6 separate regions of the Mus musculus genome follow, and all the other regions are linked to region 5. Evidence: chromatin loops called from intact Hi-C (ENCODE). Cell type or tissue: heart. All regions are shown on one strand.

Region 1 (4,000 bases), 160 kb after region 5:
TGTGATTCCTAGCATCCACATGTTGGTTCACAAACACCTGTAACCCAGGGGAAACAATACCCCCTTCTGAACTCCACAGGCACCAAGCACATATGTGGTACACACATATATACACATGCAGGAAAAACACATACACATAAAATAATAAATCTCTCTCTCTCTTTTTTTTTTTTTTTTTTTTGGTTTTTCAAGACAGGATTTCTTTGTATAGCCCTGGCTGTCCTGGAACTCACTTTGTAGACCAGGAGGCTGGCCTCGAACTCAGAAATCCGCCTGCCTCTGCCTCCCGAGTGCTGGGATTAAAGGTGTGCGCCACCACACCCGGTTAATAAATCTCATTTTTAAACCAACTCTGGGATAGTTAATTACTGTTGCAGGTACTTTGAAACTCATGTCGTGCACATTAGAAACTAGGTATGAAAGAACTGATTATGTATGTATGTATTTGTTTGCTTGTTTATTTTGAGACAGTGTCTGGTTATATAACCCTAGTTGGCCTGGCTATATGGTCCAGGCTGGTCTTGAATTCACAATGATCTACCTGCCTCTGCCTCCCAAGTGCAGGAATTAAAGGAATGTTCCAGCATACCTGGCCTCTACTTTTAATCTTTTAAAAATTAGGTTTTGGGGCCGGAGAGATGGCTCAGTGGTTAAGAGCACTGACTGCTCTTAAGGTCCTGAGTTCAATTCCCAGAAACCACATGGTGGCTCACAACCATCCATAACGAGATCTGGCGCCCTCTTCTGGAGTGTCTGAAGACAGCTACAGCATACTTACATACAATAAATAAATAAATCTTTAAAAGAAAATTAGGTTTCATTACAAACCTTACAACCAGAAGCTGTAAAAAGTCACAATGAGAAAACCAGGGACTTGTGTGGTAGTAGCTGGCTCAGTGTGTACTGTACTTACCCAGAAAGCATTAGAACCTGAGCTCATATACCCAGCAGCCATGTAAAAGGTCAGGTGTTCATGATTATAAACCCAGTGCTAGGAACACAGGACAGAAGGATCTCTGAGGCTTGCTGGTCAGCCAGTTTAGGTGAATGGGTAAGCTCTAAATACAGTAAGACCCTGGCTCAAACGTATGGAGAGCAACTGAGAAAAACACCCTATGTTGACCTCTACCCTCCATACACACAAGACACACGAACATACACACGCTAAATACATAGCAGACTAGTCTTAATCTGAACACAGTTCATTGCAAATCTGATTGGTGATATGACACTATTTTAGAATGAAAACCCATGGAGATTACATTGGCAGCTTACACACAGCCATTTTGGAACTGAAAGAGATTCCCTCTTGCAGGTACTCCCAACCAAAAGAACTTTACCAAGTCTTCCCTGCTACTCTGCTAAGGGTGTTACATATGAATGGATTCTGCTCTATTCTCTCCTACATTCTCAGTATCAATCTCTGGCACCAAGCAAGAGGTCATTTGTGAAGAAACGCTTCCTCAACTGTCCACAACCTGAAACTCGATTTCTAGTATTTGTCTCTAGGGCAGAAATACGTAACACGGGAAATACATGTCCTTGACTTCAGTACGAAGTTATCTGTATTAAGCAAATGTTTAATGAGCTCCTAACTAGTACATGACTCTCTAGACACCGAAAAGACTAACAAATTCCTTGCTCCTGAGAATTTACAGTGTGTTGAGAGAAACAAACAAACAAACAAACAAACAAGCTGTCTGATAATGCTAATGGACACTCAGAAAAAACAGTAAAATGAGTGGTTGGGTTCGGAGTGTCTACGCTGCAGTGTCAGAAAACTACTTTGTCTAAAGGTATGGTATGTCTCCAGAACTTCCTTATATCCAAATCGCTACTTATTTTCATCATGAACTGGACAGGATCAAGCCCCAAGAGGGCACGATGAACCAGCCGCCCTACCTGCAATGTGCGGCCTGGTGGGATACTGTTCTAGAAGTAACTTGGGCTTTTCGAATCCATCCACTTCTTGCAGGCGACTCTCTAGTTCCTTAAGCTTTAACTTCTTCATCGTTTTCTCTGTATTTTAAAGTTTGGGCTCCTGGGGCTTCACAGCACGGGAGCTGCAGGGAAGTCTACCTAACCCGAAACTCCCCAGCGGTGCAGGGTGGGGGTGGGGTGGAGGGTCGGGGACAGACTATTTAGGACTCAGCGAGGGGATCCCACGAGCCTCGCGGGGATCGCCGCCCGTGGAACCCAGACGCTCCAGGAAAGCACTCGTATGCCTCTAGCTGGTCCTCGCGGTCCCTCCCCGCAGTGCCGGAAGTACCGACACGCATGCACGCCCTCTGCCGGGCGCCGAGCTGCAACCTCTGCCGGGCTCCCTGGTTCCGACGAGGACCAGAGTGGTTTTTTTGGTCCGCGTGGGCGCCATCGGAAGAAGCGGTCTTCATCGGCGATCACAAACCAGCCTCCACCAAGCCCGGGAACGCCAGCTTTGTCTTGAGTATCTATAGACCTGCAAGGGATGGGGAGAGAGTTGAAGGCAATATGGGACACCAGGCCCGTGTCCACCCACGCCTCAGAAAGTAGCGGTCTACACCCACCTCTGCGTCCTTCTCCAGTCGAATGCTCGGCTTTAATCTTCCCGTCCTCGTTTTCTGAGGCTTCGAGTTTCTTAGCACTTACGGATGTCAGTGAAGCAAGAAGAAACGTCAAAAGAGATTTGAAAAGAAAGAATATTGCCGGCATGGGTAGTGTACATTTTAGTTCCTCATTCAGGAGGATCTCTGTGAGTTTGAGGATGGCCTGGTTTACAAAGTGAGTTCCAGACCAGCCAGGGCTACACAATGAACAGAGAATATGGTTGTGGTGTCAAACGTAGGAAACACTATGAAACTTGTTATTCTGAAAACAGAAGTTGTGGATTGTGGGGAAAAAATGGAAGTAGGCACATAGCAGCAAATTTTAAAAATAATTATAATTATGAAAAGAAGACTTAAGGTGACCAATGCCTAGTAAGCTCGAATGACTTTATTATTGCCATTAATAGTCGTATTTTATTTGAGCCCAGGGCTTTGTGCATGCCTGGCAAGCGACTACTGAACTGCATTCCTAATACCATTGCCACCATCACCATCATCAAGATATAAAGAGACAAGAGCATGTCTAATAATAAAATGTAGAGAATAGAAAGTGTTTAAAACACAGGAGTGGAGGTGATGGTGACTTAACACTTATAAGATATGCTGAAGAGACAATGACAGGTGAATCTCTGTGAGTTCCAAAGCCAGTCTAGTTCATGTAGAGAGTTCTAGACCAGTCAAGACTACATAGACCCTATCTCCCTGTCTTAAAAAAAAAAAAAAAAAAAAAAAAGCAGGCAAGATACAAGATACCCTGAAACCCACAAAGGAGAGAACTGATTCCTGAAGTTTATCTTCCAACCTTCCCCACACAGAAAATAATAAATCAAATAAAAATTTAAAATAAGAAAAAAGTATGTTCTTTTAAAACAAAGAAAAGGTCTTGGCCAGGCCATTAAGATCACGCTGTTCTTCCAGAGGACCTGTCTTCAGTCCATAAGGATGGCTAACAACCATCTCTAACTGCAGTTGTAGGGGATCTGATGTCCTCCTCTGGCCTCTGAAGGCACTGCATGCGTGCGGTGCACAAGCATACATGCAGGCAAACCACAGATACACATTTTAAAAATTCTTAAAGACAAAGAAAATATTGGATGCATTTACAATCTTGTTTGTTTGTTTGTTTGCGTGTTTATATTGAGACAAGGCTTTGCTACAAGTCCATAGCTAGGATGGCCCCAAACTCACAGAGAACTGCCTGCCTCTGCGTCAGTGCTGGGATTAAAGGTATCTACCACCATTCAGGGCACAGCTCCCCAATCTTGAGGGGTCAGGATCCAGTACTTAAATACAAGATTGCCCTCAATAGGATGATTTCTCTTTTTATTATTTTTAAAGGAGTAGAGAGCTGATGAAGTTGAGAATGTATCTAAGATTATTTTCTATGAAAAGTACATTTCACAGTTACCAGAATG
Region 2 (4,000 bases), 140 kb after region 5:
AACATATATTTTGAAGGTGATAATTCATTTCCTTGAGTTTTGCTAATGGTACCTTTTATTATATTCTCATGAGAATGGTAGAAGGAAATAAGATTTTTTATATTATTTAATATAATTTATACAACATTACATTAATATTTGCAGTATTTGGAGAAAATGGTTATGTGAAACACCTTTTGCTTCTGAGCACCGTGCTTGTGAATTTCACAAACACCAGTAAATGAAAATCAGTTTGTTTTTATCACTATATATTATTTAACTTTTTAATTATTTGGTGGTACACATATAGTCGATTCTAATTTTTCTTTTAATCACATAACTTACTATTATGAACATTTAAGTTATCTAAGTGCTTATTTATTTATTTTATGTGTGTGTCCTGGGAGTATGTATGTGCACTGTAAGCGTGCAGGACCCAACAAAGATGAGAAGAGAGTGTTAGAGTCCCTGGAAATGGATTTATAGTAGGTTGGGAGCATTTACACACATGGTATTTTTCCACTGTCTATCCATGCAGGCAAAACACCCGTACATAAACTTAAATCTTTAAAAAAGGAAAATTTAGCATTTATGTCTCACAGTAAGTAGAAACTTGAAAATTTTTTTATTGAATGTAATTAATCTAAAGTTAAAACTACCTGAGGATAATACTAGTAAATTCTTTTTTCTTTGGCCAAAATGGCATGTATAGTTAACCTATAAATGCATTTCTTCTTCTTCTTCTTCTTCTTCTTCTTCTTCTTCTTCTTCTTCTTCTTCAAATTTTAGAGTTTATCTGTTTGGGAACTTCCAAAATGCTCTGAGATTATGAAGTTATTTTGTGAAAGTAATTTTTATATTCCAGGAACACTGAAGGAAAAAGATGATGTCATAAGGAAATTGCACCTCTAAAACGTTAAAATTGTTATGTAAAAAGTGGCAGTCCTGACTTAAGTGTGAAGTCTCTCAAACTATTCTAAATGTACTTCTTTCCTAGCAAGAGACTTTTTTGTTTTGGTTTGGTTTTTGGTTTTTAGAGACAGGGTTTCTCTGTGCAGTCTTGGCTGTCCTGGAACTCACTTTGTAGACCAGGCTGGCCTCGAACTCAGAAATCCGCCTGCCTCTGCCTCCCAAGTGCTGGGAGCAAGAGACTTTTAAAAAGATTTGTTTGTAATCCCAGCACTAGGGTGGCTGGAGGCAGAAGCATAGTTTGGGATCAGCTTGGGTTACTCATTGAGTCAGACTCCAACATCAAAACAAGCAAAGATAGACAGCAGCAGCAAGAGGGGGAGCAGTAAGAGCCTGGTGATGTAGGTGAAGTCCCAGCACTTTGTACTGAAGCAGGAGTTCGAATCATTGGCCAGTTTGTGCTTCAGAGAGCTAGCCTGTCGGAAACCAAGCAACTGTATGGTTTTTTAATTTTTTTCCAAAACCACAACACCATGCAAGTCAAATACATTGCAAAAGGCCAAGCGTGCTGGCGCACCCCTTTAATAATGCCAGCACTCCCGGAAGAGGTAGGCGAGTGTCTCAGCAGAGGCAGGAGGAGTTTGAGGGTCAGCCTGGTCTACAGAGCAGCGCGAGTTCCTGGATAGCCAGGACTACGCACGGAAACGCTGTCTCAAAAAAAAAAAAAGGAAAAAAGAGACAAAGGGGGAAAAAAAGAAAAACCAAGCGCTACAGAAGAAAGAAGGGAAGGCTCGAACATACTGCCCAGAAACACATTAAAAACAAAGATCTCCACAAAAACACTTCCTGTCAGCCCCTAACATTCTGCTGAGCAATTTAACAATTTCTCGGGCGGGAGGGCGGGACTCCTCCTCCGAGGATTGTGGGAGGCTGCGGTAACGGCGCGTGCGTGGAAAGCAGAGCCGGGCCACTGCGTCCGCGGCCACGCCCACCTGTCCGCAAGGGCTGCCGGGAAAGCCCCCATCTTTAAGCGCGTTTGGCTGGCCCGCCGGCGCTCGGAAGTCCAGGCGCTTCTGTCGTTGTTCTTGAAGCTGTGGTGACCGTGGGATCCGAATCTTTGAGGTGAGCTTCTTGGAAACTGAGGAGAAGGTACGAAGGGCTGTGCTATGCGCAGGCCTCACCTTCCTCTCCGCGCCGCCGCGTGGGCCGCGCGGCCCGTGGCCGTGTGCTGGACCGCGGCCCGAGGGGGCGCGGGCCTCGGCGAGGCCACGGAGCGGGCCCCGGCCAGAGATGCGGGCGCCTGGGGCTTTCCACGTGGCAGGGATCCCGGCGGGCCGGTGTGGGAGGATGCGGCTCTCGCGGGGCCTTTAGGCAGAGGCTCGCCGCATCCTCACGGCGTCCTTTCGGTTTGTTCCTTGCACCCCTTTCCTGACTGGCCAGAGGCGGATGTTTCGGACCATTTAAGTCTTTAGGGTGGTCGGTGCGGGTTAAACGCGACAGGGTTCTGTGGGGACTGACTGGAGGCCGAAGAAGTGGGGGCCGCTATTGGGTTCCCAGCGTCGCTATCTTTTTTTTTTTTTTTTTTTCCTTCAAAGAACTGCCATTGCCATTCTGTCTTCAGTGTGAAACAGTCCCTAAATTGGGTAGGCCGCAGAAGTCTTGCAGGGGCTAACTAGGTCGTTATTGACCTGTGTCTCTGTAGTAATGAGAAGTGAGATTGTTGGTAGTGGGAGACAAACCAGCGCCTGTAACAGTAAATTCTGAAGTGGGACGTGTACTTCGTAGATTTCCCATTACAGGACCAGTGTATCGCCAGCAGTCTCCAGCATTTTGAGCAATGTCTCAAGAAATATACCAACAGTAACTCATAACTATATTCAGCTGCTGCAGATAAACTCTTCAAGAGCTGGTATACTTCCGTACAATATGGTAGGGTGGTTTAGTAAGGCGCTGAAAGCCAGTAAGACAGAAGATCCGGTTTGTGATTTCTAGCAAACCAGTATCACAGTCCCTCTTTATTCTAGGATTGTTGTCAGACCGTGAAACAGGAAAGTGGCTATAGAGTTAACCAGTGTAGTAGTGTTTTAGGCACATCCTTACCTTCCAGCGTCCCTAGTTTAAAATTTTTTGTATCTGTGCTCACAAGGTCCCATTTTTCTTGTATTCTCCTATATAGTGTCTAACACCGTAACTTTCATATCTGAACTCTATTTTCATTTTTACCAGTAATAAGTTTTGGTAAGTCAGCTGTGACTAATTTGAAAAGAAACGCAAATAATTGGCATTGAGGGCTATAGGAATATACTGCTGGCAGACTATAATACTGATATTTTTAAAGCTAGAAATGATTCAGGGGTAGTTAAGTGGACATTTTCTGCTTTTTTGTTTTTATCGCTGAACTTTGCTTTACCAACTACATGAAGAGTTTGGTTACAAAGTAGGATTTACTGGGAGGAGGGGTTGTTGATCTGAGTTTTCCATCCATAATCCAAGGTGTTGCTTTGTTGAGATGTATGAGAATTCATAGGGAAACCTGTAAGGTTAGGAATTCTTGAAATTAAAAAAAAAGTGGCATACTTTTTACTCATTCTCTTGTATTGACTATTATATAAAAATAATAACCTTCCTACCAGTGTGAGAAACTTTACAGATAGCCACAATGGCTGAAAATGGAGATAATGAAAAAATGACTGCTTTGGAGGCCAAAATCTGTCATCAAATTGAGGTATGATTCTTGTGTTGTTAAATTGTAACTTAAGATGAAAACAGAACATCTAATAGCGATATGTGGGCTTTTCAAACAACTGGCTTAGCTTTGATTCTTGGAGTTAATATGAATGTATTCATATTAGGGCAAAGTTAGAAGTCTCAAGAATTACAGACATTCCAAAGGTAACACTGTAGACTGGTGTTTATTTTTGAGACACAGAGTTCCCAAGTCTGTAAAATGGAGGTAATATTTGTAAGTTGATGTGAAAATTAATGGTGTGCCTAATATCTAACAAGCTAGCATAAATTCCATGGTAAAGTACTTCTGGTCAAATAATAGTTTATTCTATCTAGTTAGTTCTCTTCTAAAAAGTTAACATAACTTTTTAACAAATTATGCATT
Region 3 (4,000 bases), 68 kb after region 5:
TTCAAATTTCCAAGAATCTATTAGTTACCATGACAACAATTAAACTTGTGGAAAGACTTTGTTTTTAGAAGTCCTACTTGCTCACATCTTTGAAAAAAAATCAAATCTTAGGTCACTTTAATTGGTCACTTTAATTACCTCATTATCATTTTTTTTTTTTTTTTTACATTATCAAAGCATTTGACTAGGGGAGAATTTTAACTTTAGCGTGGAAAGAACTGAGGTTTTTCCGTGAGCTTTAGAAAAGATTACTCAGCAGGTCTGCAACATTATAAAGATTTTGATAGGTCAATAACATTTCCAAACGGCATTCCAAAATTTATTCAACGAATTACAAAGCTTAAGTGCCCCGAGTGTCTGACGAGTTACAGCTGGGGTAAGGCTCTAACTGCTGCCTTTTCTACCCCTATTCTACTCCTAGTCTATTCTTTCTACTGCTACGCTCCCCTAGTCCTCTTTCCTTTTTCCACTCATTCACCTGAAGGCCAACCTGCCTAACTTCCAAGGATGCTTGCTGGGACTGCTTTCGACTTGGTTAAAGCCCATTTCAAAAGGCAACCGAAGCCCTCACTTTGTCACCCTATGCTGGGGTTCTAGAAACAACAACCCCAGCTCCGGCACGGGCCAAGGCAGCTCACCTTGGCTTTCCTTCGCCTGCCCGGAGCGCCGTCCAAAGCGCACCTGCATCTTTAACAAAGCTGATCCCGCGAGTCCAGAGCAGGTGATACTACTTCCAAGCTGAAGTCAGCTACTGAGCGATAACTAAACCATTTGGTTGTTTAGCAACCACGCCGGAAGTGACGTCAGTCTCCAATCCAGGAACCAGGAAGGAGCCCTGTCCGCGGCTGAACCGAGGCCCGAAGCCCGGGTGTGCGCGTGCGCAGTGCAGAGCAGTGGGCGAGCCGGCGCTAGCAGTTCACCGGCTGCGTAAGGCACGAGAACCAACCGGCCGACGCTGGTGCTGATGCTGGCGGCCCGCTGCGACCCAGGCCTGGGTCAGTGAGGAGCCCTCGGTCCCGCTCGGCCGCTGCCGCTTTTCTCACTCGCTGCGCTAGTTTGGAACCGGCCGGTGTGCGAGTCGAGGCCCAGGCTGGGTGCGAGCTTCTACTCTGCGCCCCGCTGGCTGAGGTGAAGGACAGCCCTTTGACCACCGAGCCACAAGGATTAAAGGACAGAAAAGGTGTTTTTAAATGATTTGATTTATGAGGCATAGTCAGGACTATATGAGACCCTGTCAGTTGTTACGTAGGACTATTAAAACTTGAATGTTGTCCCCAGAACATTCGCGTTGATACCTTTAACATACATTAAACTGCTTGGTAAATAACTTGTAATTAGTGTACTTCGGGAACCAGTCAGTCTCTAATGACACAAAAAGTGGACTGGCACTTGATCTCAGCAGAGGCTCTCCTGACATATCGCTGTACAGCTGATTTCATTACTAAATTAAAGGAAGTGCGACTTTCAATAATGAACGTTCTAATGCATAGTTGTGCTATCTCTCCTCAGGTTTTCTATCAGAGATGTTCCACTGTAATAATGCTGGTAAGTATGGAAGGATTAATAAAAATTTCTGGAGACGGAACTTTTGTGTACTTGTGCTAAGCGAGTTGAAAGCTCCGCAGGGCTGGAAAGGTCAGGGATTGAACTGTCTTTGTAGGCCAACAGCCGCTTGCATAGTTTGTGAGGGAGCACGACGCCTAGCGAGAGATCGGTGAATTACACAGTGCTAGCTGCATCCCCAGCAAATTGTACCTTTCTCTTCCTAAGGCCCTCTTCCCACAAGATAACGCAGAGTGAGCAGGAAGTTCCTTCACGGGACAGAAACTCTGAGCTGAGGGACCTCACCACAAGGGACAACACAGGTGCCCTTTAACCTGTTCACTCTAGAGTTATCCTTGAAGCAACTGGGGCAGAGTATATAACTTAGAAGGCAGAAGCTGTGTAGACCACGTCTCTCAGTGAAAATTATCAGGAGTTTTACCAAATTAGTTACAAGTATTGAACCTCATAAAATATCTCAGTAACGTTCTCATATGGTCTTATATTTCAAATAGGGTCTCATATTTGACTTGAAACTCCCGATTGCAAGTGCCTTTTCCATACAAGTTGGTCTAGAACTAGTTTTTTTTTTTTGGGGGGGGGGTTGGGTTTTTTTTTTGTTGTTGTTGTTTTTTTTTTTTTTTTTTTTTTGTCTCGAAGCTCTTTTGCACCCTAATTGGAAACAGAATTTAAATGACTATTGAGATATTTTAAAAACAAAATCAGAAACAAACAAACAAAAACCCACAAATGACAATTAAACCACTCATTAAGATCTGGCCACTGTCCATAAACCATTTTATGCGTGCTATACTTAGTTATGTGTATGTTTGTATATGTGTTTGTGTGAGAGTAAGTGCACATGATTGAAGGTGCCCAAAGAGACTAGGGCTGTCAGACCCCCCTGGAGCTTCAGTTACAAGTAGTGATAAGCCACCAAAACTTGGATCTTCTACAAAAACAGTCAATGTTCTTAACTGCTCAGCTGCCTCTCCAGCCCCTTATTTATTTACTTCTTTGGGGTGTATGTGTGTGTGTACTCGAATGTAACAGCCATGGCATCTAGAGACATTAAGTCCCCTGGAGCTAAAATTGTCCCACCTGACTTGGGTTCTGAGAAGAGCAACATGGGCTCTTACCCAGTGAGCCATCTCTCCAGCCCTGAGAATACTGTTTTGATTTTGTTAATAAAATGTGTTACTGTGTGTGTATTGAGTGAGTGTGATGGTGTACTAGTCAGACGGCAAGCATTTGGAGTCCTCTTCCCCTGTGGGGGTGTCTTGAGGATCTCACACTGAACTTGTCAGACTCGTTCAGCAAGGGGTTCCCCATCCTCTCTGCTCACTGGCCCTCTTCACACTGCACACTTGACACTGCGTAACCGAAGCTGCGTCCAACAGTGCAGCATTATGTCTGCCTCAGCCTCCTGAGTGCTGGGATTACTGGTCTGGTTTTCAAATTTTCAAACTTTAGTAAAAGAGTTCCCTGGTAAATTGACATTGTTAAAAGTTGGTCTGTGAACTTCCTTAAGTTTTGTAGATTTCTATTTTAAGTACATCACTCATAGCTGAATATAAATAAAATAATAGTGTTTCCCTTTTAATGAGAAAAACTGAAATGATATTCAGTTGACTTCATACTTATGATTTTATTAATCAGATAAAATATTTTTATGGCATTCTTTTTTTAGTATTTATTCCAAGTATATATGTATAATCAAATTGTTTCTTCATTGCTAGTACATGTTTTGTTTTGTTTTGTTTGTTTTTTGTTTTTCGAGACAGGGTTTCTCTGTGTATCCCTGGCTGTCCTGGAACTCACTCTGTAGACCAGGCTGGCCTCAAATTCAGAAATCCGCCTACCTCTGCCTCCCAAGTGCTGGGATTAAAGGCATGTGCCACCACGCCTGGCTGTTTTTGTTTTTTGTTTTTTGGGGTTTTTTTTTTTTTATATGAAGAAGATGAATCTAATTAGAAAAAATAAATTTTGAACCTTTAAAATATTTCTATTAATTTTAGGAGTTAAAAAGTCTTTGTTCCTTTGCTGCATATCAGAGCAATTTCTCTGCATACAGAACTGGAGTAATGTTTACAAACAGCTGGCAAATTGAAGACTGCAGTGGCCTAACCTCTGTGCTGAAGTAGCATTAATTGGACTGCAAGTACCAGTTTGGGTAAGTGGTTTTAATAAAAAATATGTTTACAAGACAGGAAAAAAATCTAAAATTGAGAAAAAAATACTCTTAGATTAACTTTAAATGTGAGTTTACTTCACTCATATTCTTCTCAGCCTGGTCTGTTGAGTGAGTTCCCGGACAGCCAGGCTACACAGAGAAACTCTGTTTCAAAAAACCAACCAAATTTTAAAAATTCACTAATTTGTTAGGGAAAATTTTTCTTTTAATATGGTGCTGGAGATAAAACTGAGGTGTCGCACATGTTAGGCAGTCTCTCCCTCT
Region 4 (4,000 bases), 76 kb before region 5:
TTAACCACTGAGCCATCTCTCCAGCACTCATATAAAGGCACAAAGAGAAACAAGGAAACATGTGGAGATAATGGGGTTTTATTATCTCGATTGTGGTGGTAACACACACAAGTATTCAAGTTCCAATTCACCAAACTGTATACATTCTTTTCAAAATACCATTCGTACTTCAATAAAACTAGAAGAAATATATTTCAATCAATATTGACTCACATTATTAAACAGAGTAAAAAAAAATTGCTTTGAGATACGAGTCTTACTCGAAAGACTGCCCTGCCTAGCCTAGAACTTACTAGTAGGCCAGGCAAGCTTTGAACTCACAAAGATCTGTCTGCCTCTTTCTCCCAAGTGCTGTATTAAAGATGTGTGCCATTGGGGGCTGGTGAGATGGCTCAGTGGGTAAGAGCACCCGACTGCTCTTCCGAAGGTCCAGAGTTCAAATCCCAGCAACCACATGGTGGCTCACAACCATCCGTAACAAGATCTGACTCCCTCTTCTGGTGTGTCTGAAGACAGCTACAGTGTACTTACATATAATAATAAATAAATAAGTCTTTAAAAAAAAAAAAAAAAAAAAAAGATGTGTGCCATTACTTCCAGCAGCATACCAAATCCCATGTCACCTTTTTTTAAAGGTGAGCATGGTGGTTCACACTGCAATCCTAGTACTCAGGAGGCTGAGCAGGAAGATGAACGTTAACAGGATTTGAATAATATAATAAATCCTAAAACCAAAACACCATAGTGCATTAAACAAGTAGCTGGGTAGAGAGGCTCTAATCCCAGCATTCTGGAGCTGAGGTGGGAGGGTTGATGGGAGTTCAAAGCCGCTACATCGTAAGTTTCAGGCCAGTTTGGCCCACAAGTGAAACCCTGTCTTGGAGAATACAAACAGCAAATGAAGTGTTCTGTGTGCTTACATACTCAGTTATACATAATGTGAACCCGTGACCCAGCTAGAGTTTAAAAGGCAAGTGTTTTCACGTCACTCTGCTTATGGAACCATGAGAGGCTCCTGAGTATGCCCAGGAGACCCCAGATCACTCTTTGTGAAGCAGTAATTTATTTAACGTGTTACTTGTTTATTGATAATTTTCATATAGTAAAAGAAAGCCATTTGATTCGTTTAAAAATATATAAAGTATGTTTATAATCCCAGTATTAGGGAAACTGAAGCTGTTACATTTCGAGGCCAGTCTGGGCCACAAAGGGAGACCATGTCAAAAAAAAAAAAAAGAAAGAAAAAGAAAGAAAGAAAGGAAGGAAGGAAGGAAGGAAGGAAGGAAGGAAGGAAGAAAGGAAGAAAGGAAGAAAGGAAAGGGGGAGGGGGAAGGGGAGAAGGGGGAGAGGGAGGAGAGACAGAGACATAGTTTATCTTGTACTCTGTGCTGCACATTGATCAATGCGGTGAACTTTAAGAATCAGGTGTCTACGTTTTGTTTGCTCACAATAGAGGGACCCCAGAGCTGATTTGTGAAATAGGACGCAAGGGCTGGCACTATACGAATCTAGGGAAGCAATGGTTCTGACCAGATGTAGTAGGACCTCTAACAGGTTCTGAGCCTCGGGCTGGAATGTAGCCAGAGATCCAGGCCACCAGGGTATGGGAGGTGGGCAGGGTCAGAGCCCCATCAAACCAGTAATGTAATTTGATGAAGTTAAGATTTCTAAATGGTGTAGGAAAACAGCAGGAAAGCTGAAATGGCTAAAGTTCTGCGCAGAGAACAGAGAGGTGACTCAGAAGTGAAGCAGCTTCCCAGCCACCCGCCTCAACAAGACCAAATGACGCAAACGGGCTGGGAAAAGAGCGCACACTACCTGGTGGAAGCTTGGGCCCCGGCGCCCGCCGTAGATGTCGTGACAAAGCCGGCGCGTTGCCTTGGCGCCCATAAGACGCCGCCGAGCAGCCACTGTGGATTTCATCGGCGAGCTCCCTCGGTCACCATGTCTGTGCTGGACGTGTTGTGGGAGGACCGCGACGTGCGCTTCGACGTGTCCTCGCAGTGAGTCTCAGGATGCGCTGAGACCCCGTGACTATGGTCCCCTGCGGTCTTCGGCCCTGCCCTGGCCAGCGGCCTATCTCAGTGTGCGCCCATCAAGGCTGTGACCCTCCGCGTCCTGCGGTGGAGGGGACATAGGGCAGGGATTCCGGAAAGCAGGGTTCTAGAACAAAATCCGGAATAGCATTGCACACTACGGGCCTCTGCACGGTTGGCGTGTCTGTAAAATGAGGGCGGTGGGAGTGAGAATTCTCCAAAACTCCCGACCACGCAAAGCTTGTGTCGGAGCTAAGATTTCATTTAGTCCTTATCTAAATCTTTGAGAGCTTGTTATAAAGAAGCCCTGTTTGTGGGGGAATATGCTTAAAAGAGGAGATGGTTAAAAACCCTTCCTGCCCAGAAATCAGGGAGGGGGTCGCTGAGATCGTGATGGAAAACATAGAAGCTGAAGTTCTTGGATCAATAACTACACGGCGCCTCAGCTGCTTCCTAATGGTGCTTTATCATGAGCACTGTCTCCTAAAATAGAAAAAATGAGATATTGGTACATTTCTCAGTCTTTGTAGTAACTGGATGCCTAACATAGTATTCGTTCCTTTTGGAAGTTGAGGGAGGAGGTATTTGTGAAATTACAAAGTACAGTAACTCATTACACACCTTCTATGGCTTTCCCTGTAGTTCAGGGAGTGCCGTGGGTCTTAATCCAGACGAACCCTGTTTTCATGAACATTTTCAGTTTACAGACATCTGTCTCAAAAATCAAGACAGGAAAATAAGAGGGGTTGATTATCACACACCCTTCCTCATTCTAGTGCAGGAGAGTAGTCGTCACACAGCTAACTCAAAGGATCAAACGAGCCTGTGGAGATAGAGTGCTTTCTGTGCGCATCATTCACAGTGGAGGTCAGAAGTTAATTTGCAAAGCCGGGCGTGGTGGTGCACGCCTTTAATCCCAGCACTCGGGAGGCAGAGGCAGGTGGATTTCTGAGTTCGAGGCCAGCCTGGTCTACAGAGTGAGTTCCAGGATCAGCCAGGACTGTACAGAGAAACCCTGTCTCGAAAAACCAAAAAAAAAAAAAAAAAGAAGAAGAAGAAGAAGAAGAAGTTAACTTGCAGAAGTCGATTCTCTCCTCTGACTGTGTGGGTCCCAGGGATGACAGACACTCAGGTCATCAAACTTGGTGGTAGCCACCTTTACTCGCTGACCCACTCACTACCCTCCTGAGGATACACCTCATACAACCCTTTTAAAAACCATCCTCTCCGTAACCGCCCGACGACCTTCCTCTACTTAGAAACCTCTGGGGGTTGTCCACCACTGTCCACAGATAAGGCCTATACTTATCATCCTGCAGTCTCAGGTTCTTTGACTCTTCTCCATAGTTACACTTCTCTCCCTAGTCAGTGCCCTTTCTTCAGAGCCATGTCCCTTCTGTTCCTCTTTTTCAGTCATGCATCCTTTGCTCTTTTCCATTTAGTTATCCAAGACTCCGCTTCTGGTCCTAGCTGACTCTCAAGTGGCCCTGGTCTGTTCAGGCACCACTGACTCGTAGGGTCTAGAAGTGCATGAGCAGTCCGGGCTGTATACTTTACAGTACTGGCTGTCCTGTGTCTCTGTCTCTCCTCTCTAAGGAGATGGACAGCAGATGAAGTTATACACCTCGCATTTATGCTTATTTTAGACAGATGAAAACAAGACCCGGGGAAGTCCTCATTGACTGTTTAGATTCCATTGAAGACACAAAAGGAAACAATGGAGACAGAGGTGAGCACATTGGAGTTTTACATTCTGGTTTAGTTTATAAATGTTGGTTCATGGGCTGGTGAGATGGTTCAGTGGTTAAGAGCACTGACTGCTCTTCCAAAGGTCCTGAGTTAAATTCCCAGCACCCATGTGGTGGCTCACAACCACCCATAATGAGATCTGACACCCTCTTCTGGTGCGTCTGAAGACAACTACAGTGTACTTATTTATAATAATAAATAAATCCTTGGGCTGG
Region 5 (4,000 bases):
TCATAGAGATCTGCCTGCCTCTGCTGGGATTAGAAGTGTGCACAACCATTTCCTAGCAATGTTTGCAATTTTTAAAAGATATATCTGTTCATTTCTCTGTATATGTCTATGTCCATGCATGTGAGCTTGAACATGTGTATTCAAATGCATGTGCATTGCCGTCAGAGAGGACACTGTGTGGCCTTGTCTATTGTTCTCTATCTAATCATTTTGAGTCAAGTTTTCTCCCCAAATCTGGGATGTTCTCAGCTAGGCTGGAAGCCAGAGAGTCTTGGGACCTATCTCTATTCACTTTTTTTGAGCTGGGATTACAGGTTTGCACACGAAGCCTCTCTTATTATGTGGGTGTACGGATCTGAATTCTGGGCCTCGCAGTTGCACAGCAAGAGCTCCAATTTGCTATGTCTCCAGCCCGAGTTCCTGAAACTTGCTTGTGAGTTTTGGGAGTTTCATCCTGATTTCCCTCCAGGAGGAAACATTTCTGTCCAGATGAAATAACTGTACAACACTCTGCCTTACTTCAATCTTCTAAATTCTGTGTAGGTCTCTGTAGCCTCAATCTTAGAGATCCGACTACCTCTGCCTCCTAAGTGCTGGGATCAAAGATGTCCACCGCCACTGTGTGGCATCCTAGATTTAATTTTTACAATGGAATTCCTTTTTGTTTGTTTCTGGCTTTAAAAGATCGATTTCTCTCACAAATTAAGATCTTAGGTGAATGAGCCCGATAGGAGGCATTTCTGCTCCATGTAGTTATTCTGGGATCTAAATTCCTTCCATTATGTTATTCTAATGCCTGCCAGTTCCTTGTTTGTGGATGATTAGAATATATTGGCAAATGAAGAAAATAAGAGGCAATGTCTTAAAGCCTAGAGCAGCATGCCACTTTGTCTCAAATTTCATCCTCGAAAATTAAATCACATGGCCAAGGGCTGGCGAGATGGCTCAGCCATTAGGAGCACTTGTGGCTCTTGAAGGAAGACCCATATTGAGTGTCTCGTAATGCTTTTAACTCCAGTTTGGGGACGGGGAGGATCTGACACCCTGTTCTGACCTCTGCAAGCAGTTATAGATATACAGTGCATATACACACAGGCACAAATACAACCATATTAAAATAGGACCAGGCATTTGGGATAAGAGGCAGAGGCAGGGTAATCTCTTAAAGAGTTTGATGTCAGCCTGATCTACGTAGAGAGCTCCAAGGCAGCCAAGGTATATAGTAAGACCCGGTCTCAATAAAATGTTAATCCCCGACTACTGGGATTAAAGGCATGCGCTACCACGTCCCGAAAGTAGCTCATCTTTGTTACTAGCTTTTGAGCGTTTGCTGAAGGTTCCTTGGAGGCAGAACGTCTCTCTAAATACCTCGACAGAGGATGTCACTGTTTATAAAGTGATGCGCATCATTTCGGGAGCGCTGTGACATTCTGACGGATCCACACCGATCCAATCAACTCTCAGAAACCATCAAGCGACCCGTCGGGAACGTATTTTAAAAGGCAGAAGAGACCCTACAAGCTCAAGGAGAAGATGCTGACGTCAGCCCGGGAACGCCGGGAGTCGCCGGCACCCATCCCTGACGTACTTCCGGCGCGACACCTTCCCTCCACGCCTGGCCTGGGCTGTGGGGGAGGGAGGCGGTTAGTGGGCTTTAGCGCCTTTCCTGACGGCGGTAGATTTGAAGCGCTTTCCAGGACCGGGCCGGGAGACGAGAAGCCCGCGGCGGGGCAGGTGAGGGATGCGAGAGCGTCTGTCGGCGCGGCGGCGTCTTCTGCGGGCCTTGGGGACGAGAGCGGGAAGGGCTCAGGGCGAGGGGCGGAGCCGCGGCGGGCCTCTGGGCCGAGGTAACCGTCTTTCCGTCGAGGTCTCTGGGCTGCTCGGGCTCGGAGGGGTGGCCCCGGGGACCGCGGCGCGGCCTGGGGCCCCGTGGTGGCCCGGCGGCTTGCAGCCGAGCCCCGGGGCGAAGGAAGCGGCTCTTCCTCTCCAGCCCCCGCCCTCCCGGCTCGGGCGCACACCTCCTCCCTGACGCATTTTGCCGCACAAGCTGTAATATGGCGGCAGCGACGGCAGCCTCGGCTCCCGGGAGCTAGGTTCGTTTTGGAGGCTTCAGAACCGGGAGACGGAGCGCTGCGGCGTGGTAGGTGGGACCTCTGGTTAGGGAAGGGGGAGGCGCAGCGCGAGGGCCTGTCAGGTTAGGGTTAGGGAGGGACGGGCGCAGAGCCAGGATCCCCGGGAATAAAATCGACCGCGGGCTCCGGTCCTCCCGACCTTTTCCTCCCGTAGGACAGCGGCTGGCGTGCATGCCTCAGTGACACAGGCCCTTGGTGTTAGGGACACTCCTAAAACTCAAATGCGAGATGTTAACCTCAGGGCCTTAGAAGTTTTCTCATGTTCCTGAGCGACTGGAAGCGGCCGGGCCTTTGGGGGAGGAGGATTCTGTTGAGGAGAAGATGGTTTCTGAACCCCGTTCGCCTTTAGGAGAAACGAACTGATTTTTTCCGTGTTTCCTCTTGATGTCGAACAAAGTCAACCGTAGCGGGCATCCGTTGTCTAATTGTTTTGGAAAACCTTATGGAAGCACCACCCTGTGCACTCAGTTTGATTTCTTAGCACGAATACATTACTTGCGCTAAGTAAAGATTAAGTAAAGACTCTCTTTGTTTGTTTGTTTTTGATCACCAGAACATTTAAGAAATAATACAGTGTTTTGAAAATTTGGAAGGTCCATATTAACTTTCAGAAGCTAAATCCAGAAAGGATAAGATTTGTGTTAGTGTCATTCCCATTGTATAAAGAATATGATGACTAGTAATTGCTATTTTGTAACAGATACTGGACAGTTCGAGGAAACCTTTTTTATAAGTTTTAAAAGATAGCCATAAGAGGAACTGCACAGATACTTAGAAAGGCTGCTTCTAACTTACCTAAAAGTGTAACTCCTGATTTGGTGTCACAATGTCTATAATCCCGGGCTGAAGAGAAAGGGTCACCAATCAAGGCCAGCCTGAACAACTTGATGAGACAAACAAAAACACCTTAGGGACCCCACTCTTTAATTTTAATAATGTGGAGTGTTATTAGTCATGTAATAGTTTACATTTCTCTCTGTTTAAAAGAAGCTAGTTGCTTAACAGTTTCTTTAAGCTTTATTAAATTGATTGGGTTGTTCTGCTCACTCCCTAAGTAGGTTGGTGTGTGTGTATGTATGTGTGTGTGTGTGTGTATATATATATATCAAAAATTGTATTTTTTATTTCTGTAGGCCAAAATTTGGACCTTGAGATGTGCAGGCAGTACTTCAAATATTCAGAGAAGACTGCTATAATTGGACCTTTGACTTTTACTGACAAGGCGCATTTTTTGCTTTGTTTGAGGTCTTTGGCATTTTTAGGGCAAGCACCACTGAGCTGTATTCCTAACCATTGGTCTCCACATTTGTTTGTGTGCATAGATTCAAGACTTCACAACTGAGGGCAAGTGCTAGATCACTGGACCACAAACTAACTCCTAAGTTTTCAGAATACCTGTTAGGTGGTGTTTTTCTACCAGCTCATTTTTTGCATACCAGTAGTTTGTGTATATCAAAAACATTAAAGAAAATGGTTCTATTTGGAAGAGCATAGGTGACTTTTCCTGACAACTCAAAATGTTAGCTTGTTTTACTTAATTCATCAGCAGTGTATACATTTGTAAATGTATGCAAATGTTACTAATTAGTTAATTTTCATTTCTTATTTGATCCATGTGCATACTTTAAGAGTGAGCTGATGAAGCTGGTTTGAATGTTAAAATGCTTCCCAAGCAGGAAATATTTTTAAAAGGTGGGATATATTTTTGCCCAGTTCTGGAGGTCTCAGTCCTGTTGGCCTGTTCCTTTGGATCCTGTGGCAAGGCATTACATGGTGGGGGACACACAGTAGAGCAAAATGCCTTCTTGTGGAGTCCAGGAAACAGAGGATGGAGGGAGGGGGCTGTCCCAATACTGCCTTCAAGGACT
Region 6 (4,000 bases), 170 kb after region 5:
CAGGAGGCTCTGGTTTGAAGGTAGCCTGAGTTACAAAACATTTCAGAGATGGCTCGTTGGGTAAGAGCACTGGCTGCTCTTCTGAAGGTCCTAAGTTCAAATCCCAGCAACCACAAGGTGGCTCACAACCACCTGTACAGCTACGGTGTGTACTTGCTTGTATACATATAAGATAAATAAGTAAACCTTAAAAAGACAAAGTATTTCAGATACATATATGTAAAGAAATAAATCTTTTTTTTTTTAAATAAAGAACAAAGCAGATGCTTGCGAGGATGTGGAGAAAGAGGAACACTCCTCCATTGTTGGTGGGATTGCAAGCTTGTACATCCACTCTGGAAATCAGTCTGGCGGTTCCTCAGAAAATTGGATATAGTACTACCGGAGGATTCTGCAATACCTCTCCTGGGCATATATCCAGAAGATGTTTCAACTGGTAAGAAGGACACATGCTCCACTATGTTCATAGCAGCCTTATTTGTAATAGCCAGAAGCTGGAAAGAACCCAGATGTCCCTCAACAGAGGAATGGATACAGAAAATGTGGTACATTTACACAATGGAGTACTACTCAGCTATTAAAAAGAATGAATTTATGAAATTCCTAGGCAAATGGATGGACCTGGAGGGCATCATCCTGAGTGAGGTAACCGAATCATAAAAGAACTCACATGATATGTACTCACTGATAAGTGGATATTAGCCCAGAAACTTAGTATACCCAAGATATAAGATACAATTTGCAAAACACATGAAACTCAAGAAGAACGAAGACCAAAGTGTGGACACTTTGCTCCTTCTTAGAAATGGAAACAAAACACCCATGGAAGGAGTTACAGAGACAAAGTTTGGAGCTGAGATGAAAGGATGGACCATCTAGAGACTGCCATACCCTGGGATCCATCCCATAATCAGCCTCCAAACGCTGACACCATTGCATACACTAGCAAGATTTTGCTGAAAGGACCCTGATATAGCTGTCTCTAGTGAGACTACGCCAGGGCCTAGCAAACACAGAAGTGGATGCTCACAGTCAGCTATTGGATGAATCACAGGGCCCCAAATGGAGGAGCTAGAGAAAGTACCCAAGGAGCTAAAGGGATCTGCAATTCTATAGGTGGAACAACAATATGAATTAACCAGTACCCCAGAGCTCTTGACTCTAGCTGCATATGTATCAAAAGATGGCCTAGTCGGCCATCAGTGGAAAGAGAGGCCCATTGGTCTTGCAAACTTTATATGCCTCAGTACAAGGGAACGCCAGGGCCAAGACGTGGGAGTGGGTGGGGGGAGGGTATGGGGGAACTTTTGGGATAACATTGGAAATGTAGATGAAGAAAATACCTAATTAAAAAAAATAAAGAACAAAACACCCCATTGCAACCCCCAAAGCCCCAGGAAAATGATCAGTTAGTAAGGCTGCGGGGATGAGAATTTATTGCTTAAGATAGTTATTGAATACATCAGAACCTTTTAATTTTTTAAATTGTTTTTTACGTATGGGCATTTTGCCTGCATTGGTGTATTACTGTGCAGCACTTGCACGCAGCGGCCAGAAGGGGGCGTTGGGTTCCCTGAAATTGGATTTAAAGTTAGTGAGCTACTATCGGGGTGCGAGGAATCAAACCTGGGTCATCTGGAAGAGGAGCTAGTGTTTTAAAAAAATTACTCATTCCATTCGTTTACATCTCAAATGATATCGCACTTCCCGGTTACCCCTCTACCAATCCCCCTCCCCACTCCTGTTTGCCTGTATGAGAGTGACCCACACTCTCAAGGCTCATGCAGCTGGTGCTCTTAACCAGACTCATCTCTCCAGCAACCCTGGGAATGTAGCTCAGTTGTAGTTTTTCCCTTGTATGCACGGTGCTCTGGTTTCAACCCCTGACCCTGTAAACCAGGCATAGTGCAATAATTCCAGCACTTTGAGATGGAGGTAGGAATTCAAGGTCATCTTAGTTTACACCGAATGCTTGAGGCCAGTCTGGGCCGCAGGACATGTCTTAAAACTCGTAAAGAAGCAAGCAAACTAACCAAAAACTTTCATGGAATGGTGAATGGGTTCCAGTGGCTGGTCTCTTTGTCTTTGACTCTGATCCGGACAGCGAGAAACAGTGATGTTGGTGGATTTTGAAGAGATAACGTAAGGAGCTTGGTTCTTCTCTCCAGTAAAGAGTTTGGGTAAGAGGATAACAAGAGGGCCAAGTAAATGGTGCTTGTTGCCAAACCTGATGACTTGAGTTTAATCCTCAGGAAATCAGATAATAAAGAACCAGCTTCCATAAGGTGTTCTCTGATTAGATGTGTATCGGAGGACTTCTACTCAAACAAATAACTTGAATGTAATTTTTTAAAAAGACAAAAAAACAAAACAAAAACAACAACAACAAAAAAACCCAACCTTACTTTTAATGTGGGCAGTGGAGGGCACCCCTAAATTTTCAGCACTCAGGAGGCAGAGACAGGCAGATCTGTGTCTACAGAGCGAGTTCCACAGAGAAACCTTGTCTCAAAAAATAAAAACCAAACCAAACCAACCAAACCAAGCAAATCAAGAGGAAAAAATAAATAAATAAAAGAAAAGAATCTTACCTTAAAAAAAATTTATTTTAGGAGATTCAGGGGAAGTATTTAGGAGGCAGCTTCACTAACAGCAGGAATTCAGTAGTAATTAAGTCTCTGATAACAGCAATCAACATCTGAAGACCAGATATGGATGCCTAAAATACATCTGGTAGATGTTGTGTTTAATTCCTATGTTCCAGGCAAATAAAGAAAAAAAAAACCCACTTATCTTTTTTCTTTTTATTTATTCTTCTCTCATACATTACATACATCACATACATCCCGACTACAGAGAAACCACTTTTATTAAAGATTGTCTTTGCGCCGAGTTCTTGTGTAAGTAATACTTTTGAAAGTTGGGAGTCAACAGGTTAGAGAGACCATAGGAGCAGAGCCCCAGCCTGGTGGGTGGTGGTGGGGAGCCCGACGAGGGGCGGGGCTTGGCAGGAGGGCGTGGCCAGGGGCGGGGACCGCGCAGAAGTGCTCTGCAGCGCCGGGTATCGCGAGAGTTGGGCGGGCCGAGCCATCGCAGCAGTCAATTCCCCCACCCTCCCGGGAGGAGCCGGGGGCCTGGACTCTGCAAATTCTGAGCTCTCATCATGGCGGCGGCGGCGGCCGCGGCGGCCGTCGGGGACCCGCAGCCGCCCCAGCCGGAGGCGCCGGCGCAGGGGCTGGCTTTAGACAAAGCGGCCACCGCCGCTCATCTGAAGGCCGCTCTCAGCCGGCCGGATAACCGTGCGGGCGCCGAGGAGCTGCAGGCGCTGCTGGAGAGGGTGCTGAACGCCGAGCGGCCGCTGGCCGGGGCTGCGGGCGGCGAGGAGGCGGCGGGCGGCGGCGGCGGCGGCCCGGGCGAGGCGGAGGAGGATGCCCTGGAGTGGTGTAAGTGCCTTCTGGCCGGCGGCGGCGGCTACGAGGAGTTCTGCGCGGCCGTGCGGGCCTACGACCCCGCGGCGCTCTGCGGCCTGGTCTGGACGGCCAACTTCGTGGCCTACCGCTGCCGGACGTGCGGCATCTCCCCCTGCATGTCGCTGTGCGCGGAGTGCTTCCACCAGGGCGACCACACTGGACACGACTTCAACATGTTCCGCAGCCAGGCCGGGGGCGCCTGCGACTGCGGGGACAGCAACGTAATGCGGGAGAGCGGGTGAGTGGAGTCCTGGCGAGGCGAGGCGAGCCGGGCCGTGTGATCTTGCGGGGGTCGGGGGGGAGGAGCCCCAGGGGGAGATCCCTGGGAGCCGACCCGCATCTGCCAGGGGAAGCTTGGGGGAGCGCGCAAGGGGTTGGAGGTGACTGAGCTGTCACTGGTGGGAAGGGGGTGGGGAAGAGAGGAGAGCATGTGCGGGGAACCAGGCTGAGAAATTTCAAGGAGGTCAGGGTGGGCGAGCGATGCGGGAGAAGGGTTCATTCAGTGTGTGGGGCGAGAGGGCAGGGACGGG

The links. Hi-C counts contacts between places; a loop is a spot of excess contacts. Peaks named below come from ENCODE experiments on the same cell type or tissue, not always from the same donor. Only the 100,000 strongest peaks of a DNase experiment are listed, where the experiment ranks them.
Region 1: it touches region 5 in a loop (2.2-fold over the local background); 7 of 42 quality-filtered maps call a loop at or near these places.
Region 2: it touches region 5 in a loop (5-fold over the local background); 8 of 42 quality-filtered maps call a loop at or near these places.
Region 3: a loop joins it to region 5, with 3 times the contacts of the local background. A loop is called at or near these places in 9 of 42 quality-filtered maps.
Region 4: it touches region 5 in a loop (2.2-fold over the local background); 5 of 42 quality-filtered maps call a loop at or near these places.
Region 6: it touches region 5 in a loop (2.4-fold over the local background); 4 of 42 quality-filtered maps call a loop at or near these places.

Annotation. Positions count from the first base shown.
Region 1 is chr2:69,883,347-69,887,346 of GRCm38, forward strand. It overlaps Mettl5 (methyltransferase like 5), which reads right to left and starts at 2,269. Exons shown (of 7, transcript NM_029280.4): 1 at 1,903-2,269. The coding sequence starts at 2,011. In heart, CTCF peaks have their summits at 748 (motif pointing left) and 2,299 (motif pointing left); a DNase peak (open chromatin) is centred at 2,285; H3K4me3 peaks cover 1,970 bases; H3K27ac peaks cover 1,342 bases.
Region 2 is chr2:69,859,703-69,863,702 of GRCm38, forward strand. It overlaps Ssb (Sjogren syndrome antigen B), which reads left to right and starts at 1,860. Exons shown (of 12, transcript NM_001110145.1): 1 at 1,860-2,010; 2 at 3,522-3,613. The coding sequence starts at 3,548. In heart, no CTCF peak of the experiment used is centred here; DNase peaks (open chromatin) are centred at 1,509 and 1,879; H3K4me3 peaks cover 2,583 bases; H3K27ac peaks cover 1,922 bases.
Region 3 is chr2:69,788,777-69,792,776 of GRCm38, forward strand. Ccdc173 (coiled-coil domain containing 173) reads right to left here and starts at 710. Exons shown (of 9, transcript NM_001077684.1): 1 at 639-710. The coding sequence starts at 687. Phospho2 (phosphatase, orphan 2) reads left to right here and starts at 961. Exons shown (of 4, transcript NM_028521.2): 1 at 961-1,180; 2 at 1,510-1,545; 3 at 3,561-3,715. In heart, a CTCF peak has its summit at 1,712; DNase peaks (open chromatin) are centred at 845 and 1,705; H3K4me3 peaks cover 1,680 bases; H3K27ac peaks cover 1,221 bases.
Region 4 is chr2:69,645,340-69,649,339 of GRCm38, forward strand. It overlaps Bbs5 (Bardet-Biedl syndrome 5 (human)), which reads left to right and starts at 1,832. Exons shown (of 12, transcript NM_028284.3): 1 at 1,832-2,003; 2 at 3,683-3,765. The coding sequence starts at 1,945. In heart, no CTCF peak of the experiment used is centred here; a DNase peak (open chromatin) is centred at 1,912; H3K4me3 peaks cover 1,480 bases; H3K27ac peaks cover 1,102 bases.
Region 5 is chr2:69,721,224-69,725,223 of GRCm38, forward strand. It overlaps Ppig (peptidyl-prolyl isomerase G (cyclophilin G)), which reads left to right and starts at 1,865. Exons shown (of 14, transcript NM_001081086.1): 1 at 1,865-2,140. In heart, no CTCF peak of the experiment used is centred here; DNase peaks (open chromatin) are centred at 1,598 and 2,098; H3K4me3 peaks cover 2,580 bases; H3K27ac peaks cover 1,819 bases.
Region 6 is chr2:69,894,132-69,898,131 of GRCm38, forward strand. Ubr3 (ubiquitin protein ligase E3 component n-recognin 3) reads left to right here and starts at 3,115. Exons shown (of 39, transcript NM_177783.6): 1 at 3,115-3,708. The coding sequence starts at 3,164. In heart, a CTCF peak has its summit at 1,550 (motif pointing right); DNase peaks (open chromatin) are centred at 3,080 and 3,690; H3K4me3 peaks cover 1,240 bases; H3K27ac peaks cover 1,148 bases.